Linked DNA regions of Homo sapiens: regions 2, 3 and 4 are each linked to region 1. The links are chromatin contacts, found by Hi-C or POLR2A ChIA-PET in ENCODE. All regions are on one chromosome and are shown on one strand. The core of a region is the stretch at or near the end of the contact, and the rest is flanking DNA. Distances in the headings are between cores, read along the strand shown.

Region 1 (3,408 bases), core at 668-3,167:
GCATTCACCTGTAGTCCCAGCTACTTGGGAAGTTAAGGTGGGAGGGCTGCTTGAGCCAAGGAGTTCGAGGCTGCAGTGAGCTGTGATCACGCCACTGCACTCCAGCCTGGGACAAGATGCTCAAATAAATAAATAAATAAAATACTATCACCTCTCCACATAACACTAGTACTTTTATTTACCTTACCATGCTTTTTCTGTCCCTATCTAATTATTATGTAATATACTTACCAAAATGCAAATTCCACAAGTGCAAAAGCATTGTTTTATCGAATGCTGTATTCCCAGCTCCTACCTAAAACACAGCCTGGTTTATAACAAGTGCCCATTATTACTGACTATTATAGGACATTAGGTAACATGATCCATATTATCACCAATGGTCTTGCAAAATGCTAACAGCTCTATTACCTATATAAAAAGCAAAAAAACAGGCTGGGTGTGGTGGCTCACAACTGTAATCCCAGCACTTTGGGAGGCTGAGTTGGGCAGATCATTTGAGGCCAGGAGTTCGAGACCAGCTTGGCCAACATGGCAAAACCCCATCTCTCCTAGAAATACAAAAATTAGCCAGGCACGGTGGCGGGCGCCTGTAATCCCAGCTACTCAGGAGGCTGAGGCGGGAGAATCGCCTGAACCTGGGAGACAGGATGTTCCAGTGAACCCAGATCGCACCACTGCACTCCAGCCTGGGTGACTGAGACCAGGTCTCAAAAAAAAAAAAAAAAGTGGGGGGAGGCATATAACTTATAGCTTGGTCAGTGGCAGAGCAATGACTGAACCCCAATCTGATTCCAAATTCTACACTCTCTCCATTACATTAGCTGTTAAAGCATGAACATTACATTAGTTAAAGCATGGACTACGAACTCACAGCTCTGTGAGGGGCACTTCTTAAATAGTGAGCGATAATGACACCTATGTCTGCAGCTTTCTGATCGAAAAGGAGCAAAGAAAGATAGAAGAACTAAAGGAACAGAGGGCGTACCAGTAGCCTTGGTTTTGTTGTGACCTCTATAAATCTGGGACCAGTTCTCCTTTCTAAGCCTTCGCGGTAAAATACTGATCACAAGCCTAGCCTCCAATAACTCCCAGGGCCAAAGTAAAGATCAATTCAACAGACGTTGATTAAACCCAAAGGCAATCTAGTCAAGTCATCAAATGCCCTGGGGACAGTTTCCCAGCTCCATCCACTTATTAGTTGTGGGACTCCTGGCAAATTACTTTTTCTATGAATACCTCAGTTTCTTCATGGGTAAAACGTGAAGCTATAGAAAGAACTCACCCCATAGGATTGTTGGGAAGATTAAATAGGCCTTTGGCTGAGCGCGGTGGCTCACGCCTGTAATCCCAGCACTTTGGGAGGCCGAAGCGGGCGGATCACCTGAGGTCGGGAGTTCGAGATCAGCCTGACCAACATGGAGAAACCCCGTCTCTACTAAAAACATAAAATTAGCCGGGTGTGGTGGCGCATGCCTGCAATCCCAGCTACTTGGGAGGCTGAGGCAGGAGAATCGCTTGAACCCGGGAGGCGGAGGTTGAGGTGAGCCGAGATCGCGCCATTGCACTCCAGCCTGGGCAACAAGCGCGAAACTCCGTCTCTAAATAAATAAATAAATGGGCCCTTATGTGTAATGCATTCAGTAGCACCTGACAATTTGTGATCATTCCGTACAGTAAGCCATGACTATTATCATCACGTGCTAGGCCCTGGGATCTAGAGATGAAAAAGGCAAGGCATAACATCTAACGAACGAGCTTACGGTGTCAACGAGGGGCCGGGAAAGTAACTCGGTGCACAGCGAGTGCAAAAACCGAGAAGCGAATGCAGCTGCGCCTGGAGAAGGCGGCTGAGAAGCGATACTTCAGCAGGGTCCTGAAGAATGGGAGCTCCAGAGTCGGGTGGCGGGTGGGACTGGGCTTTCGGATAGATTACGTGCAAATCCGCCAGGACACAGGGAGCGAGGGGCGGGGGGGCGGCAGAGCGCGGCGCCTCACCCTCCCAGCCTGGGATTGCGGCTACTGGACACGAGGGTCGGGAAGCTCTCCTTCGGCGCCGACTGGAGCTTAGCGTGCTGGCGGCAGCAAGAAGCTGAGGCAAGCGGGCCCCGGGCCCTAACGACGCGTCCCAGCCCCTCTCTGGGCCTCGGGTTCCTCCCGGGTAACAAGAGGCCGCTGCCCGAACGGGATTCCCTCAGGCGCCCTAGACGGGCGGGTCTCCGGGCCTCGGACGGTTAACCCGAGCACCTCCCACCTGCCCCTGAGGCCCCACCTCACCACGCTCGGCTCCCGCAGACGCCCGGCTAGTTGCTCCGCGATTGAGCTGCGGCAGCCGCTGCTAAGGCCCTGCGGGGGACGGGGGCGGAGCCCACCCCGAGGCAGAGGGCCAGGCCCCGCCCCCCCAAACTCCCGCCCTTTGGGAGGGGCCCGCCCCTCCAAGTCCTGCACCTATAGGCAGACTGAGCCGGCGCAGGGCCTCCCGCCATGTTGGGTATTGGCAGCCGACTTACTAGAGAGGCCCTGAAGGAAAGGGGGTATTATTTTAAGAATTATAAGATCCCTAGCCAGAAATGGGGACGGTCAGGGTCTCTGGATTCGCGAAAGGGACATTTCGGAAGCAGAAAAGAAAAATTGCCCTCAATCATTTCGCTTTTGGCTTCAGTGTTACATACAGCGCATGTGCAAGGTCACCTGGTTCTAGGTGCGCCTGCGCACAGCTCCACCTACAAACCAGACTACAATTACAACTGCCGAGAAACAAAGGGGCTCGCTGCCACTGGTTAGCGATAATACTGGCAGCGCGACCGGTTTCTGAGGGTTGTTCACCTTGCTGCTCAGACGCTCCGAGAAGCTTCAGGCAGCATAACACTTACAGGCGAGTTACTTACTCAACACTCGGTTTTGTCTGCATGTCTCTGCACAGAGTGTTACCTTTACCTGACTTAATCCGTCCCGGAGCTGCAGTTCTGCTTAAGCCTGACTTCTAGAGAACTTTTTCTTCCCAATAGGACCCATGCGTTATTCCTGTAGCATTTTGTGTATAAATTTTTTTTTTTTTTTTTGAAATGGAGTCTTGCTCTGTCGCCAGGCTGGAGTGCATTGGCACGATCTCGGCTCACTGCAACCTCTGCCTCCCAGGTTCAAGTAATTCTCCTGCCTCAGCCTCCCGAGTAGCTGGGACTACAGGCGCCCGCCACCACGCCCGGCTAATTTTTGTATTTTTAGTAGAGACAGGATTTCACCATGTTGGCCAGGATGGTCTCGATCTCTCTTGACCTCGTGATCCTCCCGCCTCGGCCTCCCAAAGGGCTGGGATTACAGGCGTGAGCCACCGCGCCCGGCCTTGTGTATAAATTGTTAATGCACTTTCTTAGAGTTGTAAACTCCATTTACCTGCCTCACTCTTGC
Region 2 (3,408 bases), core at 283-2,782, 1.2 Mb before region 1:
GTTGCAGGGCAACAAGAGTGAAACTCCGTCTCAAAAAAAAAAAAAAAAAAAGATACATTTAGACATCATTAAGCGATCACTTCCAGAATCTGTGCTCTAAATCAAAATTCTAGAGGTGCATATATAATATGGCCTGTAATGAAATGACTGTGATAATAATTGTGCTACTGGCCGCACATACGGATTAGAACCATAAATGCTGGAGGCAGGTGCCACTATATTTAAGTTTAATGGAAGAACACAGACGACTCAGGTTTCTGATCTGCCCTAGATTCCAGAAACCAGTCCTTATACAAGAAAAGAAAGAAATGACACAGCAGATTAGAGACTGCAGGTTTTGCAAGAGCTGGGCAGGGCTGGGGGCAGAACAAGGGCACCTTCAGGAAGTGCCTCCCATCCCCCTTTACAGGAACTTCAGGAAGGAAAATCCACTTCGGCAGCCCAGAAAACCAAGAAATGACTGCAAATATAATACGCTTTTCAAGCTACCTGGAATCAAGCTGTTTGTGATGGCCCCTTCCAGATCATGGAGCAGAGTTACGAAGCATCCTCCGAATGGGACGAGTAAGAACGTTCTGAAGTCCCAACCAATTCTCGCACATATCTGGTGGCGTTTCTCCACCCCCACACCTCACACTCACCCAGCGGGTGGTCTCAGTCTCCCCTCTTGACTCATGCTTATCAAAGTATTCGGTCCTTTACATTCAACAAGCAACAGCAGCTCAAGATTAGCGAGCCTCACTATGTGCAAAAGGCTTTAATGTACCACAGTACCCCACTTCAGAGTTATTCTGAGTTAAACGAGATTCCGCTTGCAGAGCACCTGGCACGTAGAAAGCATTCTCAGCAGAAGTCTGTTACTGTTAATGTTTGTGCTACTTAATTCGAAAGAAACAAGTAACCTACTCAAAACCCTACTGCACATAAAAGGCGGAGGCCGAATCGAATTCAGCTCCCTTTCCCAGTTCAGGCACAAACCCTGCCCGCGAATGACAACGCCTCTCCCCGCTCCTCGCCAATTCCGCATAACTAGGGGGCTTCATCCTTAGGCCACCCTTCGGGGAGCTCCAAGCCCAGCTGTCCGCCCAGTGCCCGCCAAGTTTGCTCTGACACCCTTGGGCCACCCGCCCCACTGCCCTACTCGATTGTGCCGGAACGAGGACGAGGGCAGGCCCGCGCCAGTCTTCCGTTCCCCGAGTCCCAGCCGACTCCTCGCACCCGCGCCCTGTTCAGACTCCACCGTACCTTATCCTCCCAGGCCGCGTCGCTCCGCAGCACCTTACTCCAGACGGAGACTTTGAGGGCCCCGTTGGCCAGCTGCGGCTGAGGCGGCTCCTCCTTCCGCCGCCCGCCGCTCATCCTCCCGTCGCGCCGCCCGGGCCGGGCCTGGGGCGCGCGGGCTGAGCCAAAGGGAGTCGGGGTCTAGGGTCGCAGGTCACGGCGCGGGGCGGCTGCAGGCTCAGCGGCCCGGTCCTGCGGCGCGCTGCGGTTCCTCACAACCTGGCCAAGCTACCCGGTTCCGCCGGCTCTACAGAGCAGGCGCCGCGAAGGGAGGGGCGGTGCAGTGTCGCGCGCCCTCCCGCCGACGTGCTCACGCAGCCAATCGGCGACCGCGAAGCCATCCGAGTGAAACAGCGACCGGCGCCTTGGCGCAAGCGCGCTACTCGTGGCGGAAATGACGTCAGCATCCGCCGGGCTCGCGGTAAGGTGTGAGGGGAGGGACAATCTTGGTAGAACGGTGACATGGGCGCCAGGAGGCGCTGTGGAGACCGAGGAGGTAGGGGAAAACCGAGGCTGGACGTCAGCGTCGCCCAGTCGGCCACAGCTGCCCCTCGAGCAGCGAGTGGGGCAGGAGCGGCTCTACCTTTCCTTGCGACCTACTCGCCTGCTGAGCCCAGACCTTGCTCCAGGGTAGCTCCAAGCTGCCCCACAGGATTTAGCCCGCTTATTTTCTCCCCTAACCCTGCAAGTTCTGTAGGGCCTTGTTGAAGATGTTAACTCTTCTGTAATAACTAACCATTTCATCTTGCCCAGCACCCTCTTTTGGCACACGAGAGCCCTGAGACCCCAAAAGAGGAAATGAGATTCTGAGGCCGTATAGCAAGGTGGACCCAACCGGGGACTCCTGGGCGGCAAATACAAGGATTGGGTTAGGTATCAGGATATCTGAGTGTTCACATACAGCGTCCTCACCATGTGCTGCGTCAGTGGTTCACAAAGTGAGCTTCCGGATCAGCAGCGGCCGTATCGCCTGGGAACTGGGTAGAGGCGCAGGTTCTCGGCCCCCATTCCACGCCTACTGACTCAGAACCCCTGGGGATGGGGCTCCTTCCGGTGGCCCTCCAGGTGGTGCCAGGCTCACTGTGCTGGTAAGTCCAGAGACCAAGGCACATCCCTTCTGGACAGTGGATTTTTTTTTTTTTTTTTTTTTGAGACGGCACGGTCTCTGCTCACTGCAACCTCCACCTCCCGGGTTCAAGCGATTCTCGTGCCTCAGCCTCCCACGTAGCTGGGATCACAGGCGCCCACTACCACGCTCCACTAGTTTTTTTTGTATTTTAGTAGAGACGGGGGTTTCACTATGTTGCCCAGGCTGGTCTCGAACTCCTGAGCTCAGGCAATCCGCCCATCTTGGCCTCCCAAAGTGCTAGGATTACAGGCGTGAGCCACCTCACCCGGCCTCTGGACAGTGGATTTATAAAGACAAGTAATGTATCTGGTACCTGGGTGTGTCTGACTCCAGAATCTGTGCTCTTAACCGTTAAACTTTAAAGCTGAGAGTATCTTTTTTTTTTTTAAACAGGTCAGAGTATCTTTTGCATACCTATCAACATTCACCTGTAATTCTTCACTTTTCAGGAGTAATAGAACCTCCCTAGGGAGGCCAGGCGCAGTGGCTCACTCCCATAATCCCAGCACTTTGGAAGGCCGAGGTCGGTGGATCACTTGAGGTCAGGAGTTCGAGACCAGCCTGGCCAACATGGTTGAAAGCCCGTCTCTACTAAAAATGCAAAAAAAATTAGCCGGGCGTGGTGGTGGGGACCTGTAATCCCAGCTTCTCAGGAGGCTCGAGGCATGAGAATTGTTTGAACCTGGGAGGTGGAGGTTGCAGTGAGCCAAGATCGCGCCATTGCACTCCAGCCTGGGCAACAGAGCAAGACTTGGTCTCAAAAACAAAACAAAAAACAAACAAAAAACCTCCTAGAGAGCTTTTCCAGAATACTATAGCTGCTGTTTTCCACCCCAAGCCCACCCTGACATTGTTTCAGTAGATTAAGTGGGGCTGGACCCCCAAGGTGAAACATACTGTGATCACGTTACTGTCTGGAACTGGTGGAAGGGCCGTATACGTTATATGGGTGCACTCCTTTTGTCCTAAGTTTCCCCGTGGGTCTTGTTCTTTTCAGC
Region 3 (3,408 bases), core at 641-3,140, 1.1 Mb before region 1:
TGGGCTCAGTGATGCAGCCCTGGCCGGCTGTGAGAAGTACTCAAGGTTATCTGTACAAATTCCACCCTGGCTGCCAGCCAAGTCTGTCTGCAGGGTTCCCCGGGTGGGCCCTGGGGAATGACCCCTCAGTCTACACAAACTTCTCCACCTCGGTGTTCCGCCACACAGGGCCATCTGTAGTCTGGGAGGCTTCCCACATATGCACCCCACACCGCACCCAGACACACTCACGCCAGGCAATTAACCAACAGCGCTAGGATAACTGGCCCGGACCCATCGCTCAAGCCTTACAAACCCTAGGGTTTTCACCGACGCATACAGCACGCACACGCACAGCTTACAGACCCCAGGCCTAGCACGAACAACTGTGACCCACACAACTAGCCCAACTTCTGTACCCGCCCACCCACGAACTCCAACCGACCCGGCCACCCCCGATCTCTCCGACAGGGAAAACTCCAGGCGTCATCACACTAACAATCAGTTCTACCCTCAGTGACCTGTGGCAGCAACCCCTCGACACAACATCCCGTACACCCTCCTACAGACTCCCACGACGCCACCTGCAGCCACTCCCGCACGAACTTTCTGACAACTCCCCTAGCTGGTCCCGACACTCCCCCGGGCCGCGCACTCACGCCCGCATTCCCAGCAGTTCAGACAAAGCGCGCAACCTCCCCCGCGGCCCAGACCGAGTCGGAGCACATGGCTCCTGGGTCGGCGAGGAATCGTCCGGCGCTCGGGGCGCTTGCACCCCACAGTCCCCACACCCCGGGCCGACTCCGCGCACCAGCTCCCGCGCGGGCCCGCCATCCCGGTGGGACGGGGGCTCTGGAAGAAAGAAAACTCACGTGTCTGTCCCGGGGCAGGAAAAAGTTTGGTTCCCACCCCTACTCCGGCAGTTCGGGGCTGGCCGACTCTTCGGGGCGCGGGGACGGCGGAGCGTGCGCGCTCGGCTTTGTGCTCCGAACTGGGCCCGGAGGGGGAGGGGAGGGGAAGGGAGGGGAGGGGGCTGGGCTCCCACCTCCGCGCCGCCCCCCCCCCCCCAGCCCTGCGCCCAGACTCCATGTTGGCCGCCCCCTGCCCCGGAGACTACGCGCTTCTCCCGCGGGAGGCTTGGATCACCTTCGGCCTGCCCGAGGGTCCCGGCGCGAACAAACTTTCTCCGGGGCGCCGGCCCCACGCGCCCCGCTTCCTTGGCCAGCCTGGGAGTGACAGATGCCTCGGAGACAGACTTTCCTTTGTTCCAAAGGAAAGGGGAACTCGCGCGGGCTCCCCAGGGCCCCCCCGCTCCGGGCCCTTCCCGCGGCCCCCACCCCCAGCTGTCACTCTCGGCCGCCCCCTGTCCGGCTCGGCGGCGGGGGGGCCCTGCTGGCGGTTAGCAACGTGCACTTTTGAAACCAAACAAATCCGTCCCCCCGCGCGCTCACTCAGGTCCGGTGCAGGATCGGCCCTCTCCTGGGGTGGGATCCTATGAAGCTGGGCCCCCCACCAGGGCCCCAAGCGGGCTTCCTCCCGGGGGCTGGAACAGTCCCCCACCGGCCCCCGGAGCGCAGCGCCGTCGGGACTCACAAACACCCCCCGGGGGCCGTCGGGACTCACAAACACCCCCGAGCTCACACACCCCCTACCGCACGCGCCAGGACGACGCCCCCTCCCCGTCCGGCCGAGAAAAAGAAACTTTCCAAGTTGTCCGCGCGCCCCCACCCCCATCTGGCCCTCTGCTGCTCCCTGCACTGACTTTTCCCAGCGGCTTTCGGGTCCACGCGGCCTCCGGCTCGGCGCGGGGCGTCCCGGCGGGGAGCGGGGGGCGCCGGGGGCGCGCGCCGCGTACCTGCCCGGCCTGACACTCGGCCTGACAGCTCGCGGCTGGAAAGCACCTCGCGGCCTGACGTCAGATCCCCTCTCCTCCCCCCGCGCCCTCTGCGCCCTCCCCCACCCGCCCGGAGGGAGAAAACAAACTTTGTGCGGAGCGCGACGAGCTGCGCCCACCCCCCGCGGGGCGGGCCGTCGGCGCCGAGGGGCTTCGCCCCGCCCAGCGCGCCCGGAGGGGGCGGGGCCGCGGGCACCTTCTTCCTGCGCCCACCCCGCCCTCAGGAATGCTGCATGGCCTACCCATAGCGGCGGTGGGAGCCTCCGCCGGGGAGAGCCCGCTCGGGGGCAGGAAGTGGCCCGGCCCTCCTCGTGGAGGGCGTTTCCGGAGCGCCTACTGTGCTCCTTGCCGGGGTGGGGGTCGTTACCGAGTGGGAACTTCTGCAAATCCTGACTTTTGTCACTTCGCGCCCCGCACAAGATGTCCTGCCGGCGGTGCGATTGGTCCCGTTGCTTCGAGGGGAAACTGAGGCCACTTAGTCCGGGCACTTACCCGCAGCTAGTTAAGGACTAGGCTCTGATGGAGACGCTTGTTACGACCTCAATGGCCTGTAGAATCTGGGAGGCCGCCTCCGACCTAAGCCCAAAAAGCACATGATCGGGCTCACAGGGGGCGGCCAGAGGTGAAAACAGCCAACGCTTTACAACGACGCTGTGCGGGGCACTTCGTGTGTGTCATCCCGTCTCATCCTCGGGTGATAGGGTATGTGTTGTCCTATGTAAGTCTCTGGCTTACTCATGAGCCGCAGAGAGGTTCTTGATTTGCTTTTGTCACACAGTCAACCGGTATCATTCAGCCCAGGTCGGTCGATAGTGAAGCCTGATCCCTTACCCCTTGTGCCCGGCCTTAAACGATCAGTCCAGGAGCTCCCGGAGTTCCTGTCTGGTTTCTTTTTCCTCTTCTGCCAGTTACACCCTACTCCAGAAGGTTTTCCTTGGCCTCCCCCACCCCAGTCAGTACATTCTTCCCTGCTCTCTGCTGTGGGTACCACATACTGTGATATTTCTGTTAACCAGCCTCTTAGGGCATCCCCCCACGCCCCCCAGCCCTGTACCCGGACACGGCTAGGTCCAGATATCTAGGGCCCTTGAGCTTGGAAATCGCTTTGAAAACAGCTTTTGGACTTAATTACCCTTTAGCAATGGAGAACTCTAGGAACAAAACTCTTAATTTTTTCCAAACAAGCCTTAAGCCAATCAGAATGCTGATTAAAGATTGTTAAGGTTTCACCTGGACACCCCATAGAAGCCAGACTTCCTGCAAATGTTAAAAACCTCCTCACGGCAGCGGGTGAAATGTCAGTGGCACTGCCTGTTGCTCTCCATTTCACAGACAGGGAAAATAAGGCCCAGAGTGTGGGTCAGAAACAATTTTTTTGGCCGGGGAAGTGGTGCTCCCCCCACGGCCCTGTGAAAGAAAAAGCCACGTCTGGGTTGCCTTAGGTAAGAAATGTAAAACCAATGGGCCTTGGCCTCTAGGAAATGTATGGGACAGGGACCTTCAGAAGAGGGGAGCCCCAGGGGGAAATGGGTGCG
Region 4 (3,408 bases), core at 506-3,005, 1.1 Mb after region 1:
TGGGCGACAGAGTGAGCCTACGTATCAAAAATAATAATAATAATGATAATTTAGATTTTATTCTGTGTGTTGGAAAGCCAATGGAAGAATAAGAACTACAAACTAAGATTTTTTTTTTAACATCTCATATTATCTAAGGAAGAGCTTCCTATGTTGTGCATCTTGAGATACAAACTCCTTAGCCTTCACCTTTTAGTTACCTTTGCCATAAAATAGCTTTGTCCAGGCCCCTTACAGGGTATAACAAGTAGAAATCTAGCAAAGCACCCCATGATTTCCATAGGTGGCAAGTCATTGCTCCCTCATAGATGAGGTAACTACAACCAAGGAAGTACCCACCACCCAGGTTATCTACTCCACCACCCAGGTTATCTACTGTAGCAGCAAAGTTCAGAGAATGCTAATGCTCATCAAAGTTAAGGAACCCTTGGAGTTGTCAGAGGAGTTTATATAGTAACTACTTAAGAAGCTTAATATAGCCGGGTGCGGTGGCTCACGCCTGTAATCCCAGCACTTTGGGAGACTGAGACGGGCGGATCACGAGGTCAGGAGATCGAGACCATCCTGGCTAACATGGTGAAACCCTGTCTCTACTAAAAATACAAAAAATTAGCCGGGCGTGGTGGCGAGCGCCTGTAGTCCCAGCTACTCGGGAGGCTGAGGCAGGAGAATGGTGTGAACCTGGGAGGCGGAGATTGCAGTGAGCCGCGATTGCGCCACTGCACTCCAGCCTGGGTGACAGAGCAAGACTCCATCTCGAAAAAAAAAAAAAAAAGAAGCAGCAGCTTAATATATAGTCCAAAGTCTGGATATCTAAGCAGGCATAGTCCCAGGTGGTGGCCCTGAAACTCTGACTTTACATATATCAAATACTTCCATCCTTTTAGGCTTATGTGCCTTTTTGCTGGCATTCAAGCTAGCCACAGAATGACTGACTGAAGAAAAAGAAGAGTTGCAAGAGAAGGCTAGACAAATAGACAAGATCAAGCATGGTGGTTCACACTTGTAATCCCAGCACTTTGGGAGGCTGAGGCAGGAAGATCACTTGAGGCCCAGGAGTTTGAACAAAGCCTGGTCAACATAGTGAGACCCCCGTCTCTACAAAAGATAATTTTAAAAATTAGCCAGGCATGATGGCGTGCACCTGTAGTCCCAGCTGCTGGGGGGAGGCTGAGGCAGGAGGATCGCTTAAGCCTGGGAGGTCAAGGCTGCAGTGAGCTGTGATTGCACCACTGCAATCCAGCCTGGGCAACAGAGCAAAACTGTCTTTTAAAAAAAAAAAAAAATTGTTTCAGATGCCAGATGCTGAGACATCTAAGTGGAAACATGAAATAGAAAGTCTTTTTCAGAATAAAAAATATTCAAGTGGGGACCAGAGCTATCTCTGATTAAAATGTAATAGGCCGGGCACGTAATACCAGCACTTTGGGAGACCCAGGCGGGAGGATCACTTGAGCCCAGGAGTTTAAGACCAGCCTGGACAACACAGTGAGACCTCATCTCTATTAAAAAATAAAAAATAAAAAAAAAGTACTATTAAATCAAAGCTCTAGTGCTTAATATAGAGCCAAATTTAATCACAGGATTACACAGAAAAACATAAAATTTCTACTTTTAATACATTTCTGGTCTAAGAAAAGGTGAAATAGCCCAAACAATTATACATACACTCATTATATTTCAGGGCCTCTTGTGGCACTCTGAAACTGATTAAACCTAGAACAAAGAGCAACGCAAGGCTGACAGGAAGGAAATGATCTGCCCCTGTTGGGGCTTTCTAGGATTCAAACTTTTTTTTTTTTTTGAGATAGGAGTTTCGCTCTTGTTGCCCAGGCTAGAGTGCAATGGCACAATCTTAGCTCATTGCAACCTCCGCCTGCCGGGTTCAAGCGATTCTCCTGCCTCAGCCTCCCAAGCAGCTGGGGTTATAGGCACGCGCCGCCACACCCAGCTAATGTTTGTATTTTTAGTAGAAACGGGGTTTCACCATGTTGGTCAGGCTGGTGTCAAACTCCTGACCTCAGGTGATCCACTTGCCTCGGCCCCTCAAAGTGTTGGAATTACAGGCGTGAGCCACTGTGCCCAGCTGGATTCAAATTTGTGAAAGCAATTTTGCTACATAATCCTACCAAACCCCACTGAAACCTTTTTTTTTTTTTTTTTTTTTTTGAGACAGGGTCTGGTTCTGTCACCCAGGCTGGAGAATAGTGGCACAATCTCAGGTCACTGCAACCACCTCTACCTCCTGGGCTCAAGCCATCCTCCCATCTCAGCCTCCCAAGTGGCTGGGACTACAGGTGCGTGCCACCACATCCAGGAAATTTTTGTATTTTTTTTCTGGTAGAGACAAGCTTTTGACATGTTGCCCAAGTTGGTCTTGTACTCCTGGGCTCAAGAGATCCACTTACCTAGGCCTACCAAAGTGGTGGAATTACAGGCATGAGCCACCAGGCCTGGCCTAACAAACTTTACATGGGGGTGGAGGAGCACCAATTTTAGTATTTACCATGTGCCTGCACGTAAATGTCATTTCAATATCAATACCTATTCTGCGAAACAGGTATTACTGTCCTAATTTTTACACATAAAAAGAGAAGCGGCCGAACGTGGTGGCTCACACCTGTAATCCCAGCACTTTGGAAGTCTCAGTCAAAAGGATCAACGGGGGTCAGGAGCCAGCTTGACAAACATGGTGAAACCCTGTCTCTACTAAAAATACAAAAATTAGCCAGACATGGTGGCAGGCGCCTGTAATCCCAGCTACTCAGGAGGCTGAGGCAGGAGAATCACTGCAACCCGGGAGGCAGAGGTTGTAGTGAGCTGAGATCATGCCATTGCACTCCAGCCTGGGTGACAAGGGTGAAACTCCATCTCAAAAAAAAAAAAAAAAAAAAAGACAGAAGCTCTGTGAAATTTAAAAATTTGCCCAAGGGTCACACTGCAAAACCTGGACAGGAGAAATTATTTCAGTATTCAAATCTCAAAGTCTAGATTGAACAAAACCTTGTGTTATAGTCATAATATTACAAATATAAAATAAATCAATGTACTACTTTCTGAAAACTAAAGTCCCACAGTAAATTAAACAAAAAAATAAAAAACTATACATTATAAACCGGAAGAAAAAGGACCAGAAAAATGTCAGTCTCATCTGACACCTGGGCTACTATGAGAGGCCTCTAAACAACTGTTTTTACTCTCACTTCTCCAATCCAACCCCTCACAGCCACCAGAATTATTTTCCTAGAATAGATGTGATCATGTCATTAATGTCATTACTTAAATGATTCTTTATTGCCTGAAAAATGAAGTTTAAACTCTTATGGGGCATTTTACCTTGCTTAGTATGCAGCTATAACTTACCCTTCCAGCCTCCTACTAAAACAAATCTTACCAAAGTTCTATATT

The links. A loop is a pair of places that touch in the nucleus more often than their neighbours do. ChIA-PET counts read pairs that join two places held with the same protein, here RNA polymerase II (POLR2A). Pooled maps may share reads with other maps.
Region 2: a pooled map shows a loop between it and region 1 (7-fold over the local background). The contact joins the promoter of RAB5IF here to the promoter of CEP250 in region 1. A Hi-C loop is called at or near these places in 4 of 50 pooled maps. POLR2A ChIA-PET finds 5 or more read pairs at or near these places in 2 of 52 experiments (A673 and activated CD4-positive, alpha-beta T cell).
Region 3: a loop to region 1 is called in a map of PC-9, with 8 times the contacts of the local background. The contact joins the promoter of TGIF2 here to the promoter of CEP250 in region 1. A Hi-C loop is called at or near these places in 1 of 168 maps with a recorded cell type or tissue (PC-9) and 4 of 50 pooled maps. POLR2A ChIA-PET finds 5 or more read pairs at or near these places in 5 of 52 experiments (Caco-2, GM12878, HEK293T and 2 more).
Region 4: a pooled map shows a loop between it and region 1 (3-fold over the local background). The contact joins the enhancer-like site here to the promoter of CEP250 in region 1. A Hi-C loop is called at or near these places in 1 of 50 pooled maps. POLR2A ChIA-PET finds 5 or more read pairs at or near these places in 2 of 52 experiments (Caco-2 and WTC11).

The regions. Positions count from the first base shown.
Region 1 is chr20:35,454,107-35,457,514 of GRCh38, reverse strand. CEP250 (centrosomal protein 250) reads right to left here and starts at 1,917. Exons shown (of 35, transcript NM_007186.6): 1 at 1,764-1,917. It also overlaps a transcript of GDF5 not described here. RefSeq lists a silencer at 2,123-2,502 and enhancers at 2,523-2,672, 2,933-2,982.
Region 2 is chr20:36,603,903-36,607,310 of GRCh38, reverse strand. RAB5IF (RAB5 interacting factor) reads right to left here and starts at 1,532. Exons shown (of 4, transcript NM_018840.5): 1 at 1,246-1,532. The coding sequence starts at 1,359. All of the region lies in intron 2 of TGIF2-RAB5IF (TGIF2-RAB5IF readthrough), which reads right to left. RefSeq lists enhancers at 1-387, 1,739-1,878, 2,609-2,658 and silencers at 1,229-1,538, 2,218-2,617.
Region 3 is chr20:36,572,079-36,575,486 of GRCh38, reverse strand. TGIF2 (TGFB induced factor homeobox 2) reads right to left here and starts at 1,890. Exons shown (of 3, transcript NM_021809.7): 1 at 1,742-1,890. It overlaps TGIF2-RAB5IF (TGIF2-RAB5IF readthrough), which reads right to left and starts at 972. Exons shown (of 5, transcript NM_001199535.2): 1 at 852-972. It overlaps DLGAP4-AS1 (DLGAP4 antisense RNA 1), which reads left to right and starts at 2,212. Exons shown (of 5, transcript NR_109939.1): 1 at 2,212-2,575. RefSeq lists silencers at 1,534-1,703, 1,774-1,863, 1,894-2,213 and enhancers at 2,714-2,773, 3,392-3,408.
Region 4 is chr20:34,403,903-34,407,310 of GRCh38, reverse strand. All of the region lies in intron 3 of ITCH (itchy E3 ubiquitin protein ligase), which reads right to left. Among named protein-coding and RNA genes, the nearest start is that of ITCH, 42 kb to the right of the region's middle. Within about 2 kb of position 1,755, at least 6 of the 41 ENCODE cell types and tissues checked have a DNase peak (open chromatin) inside an H3K27ac peak, as active enhancers do.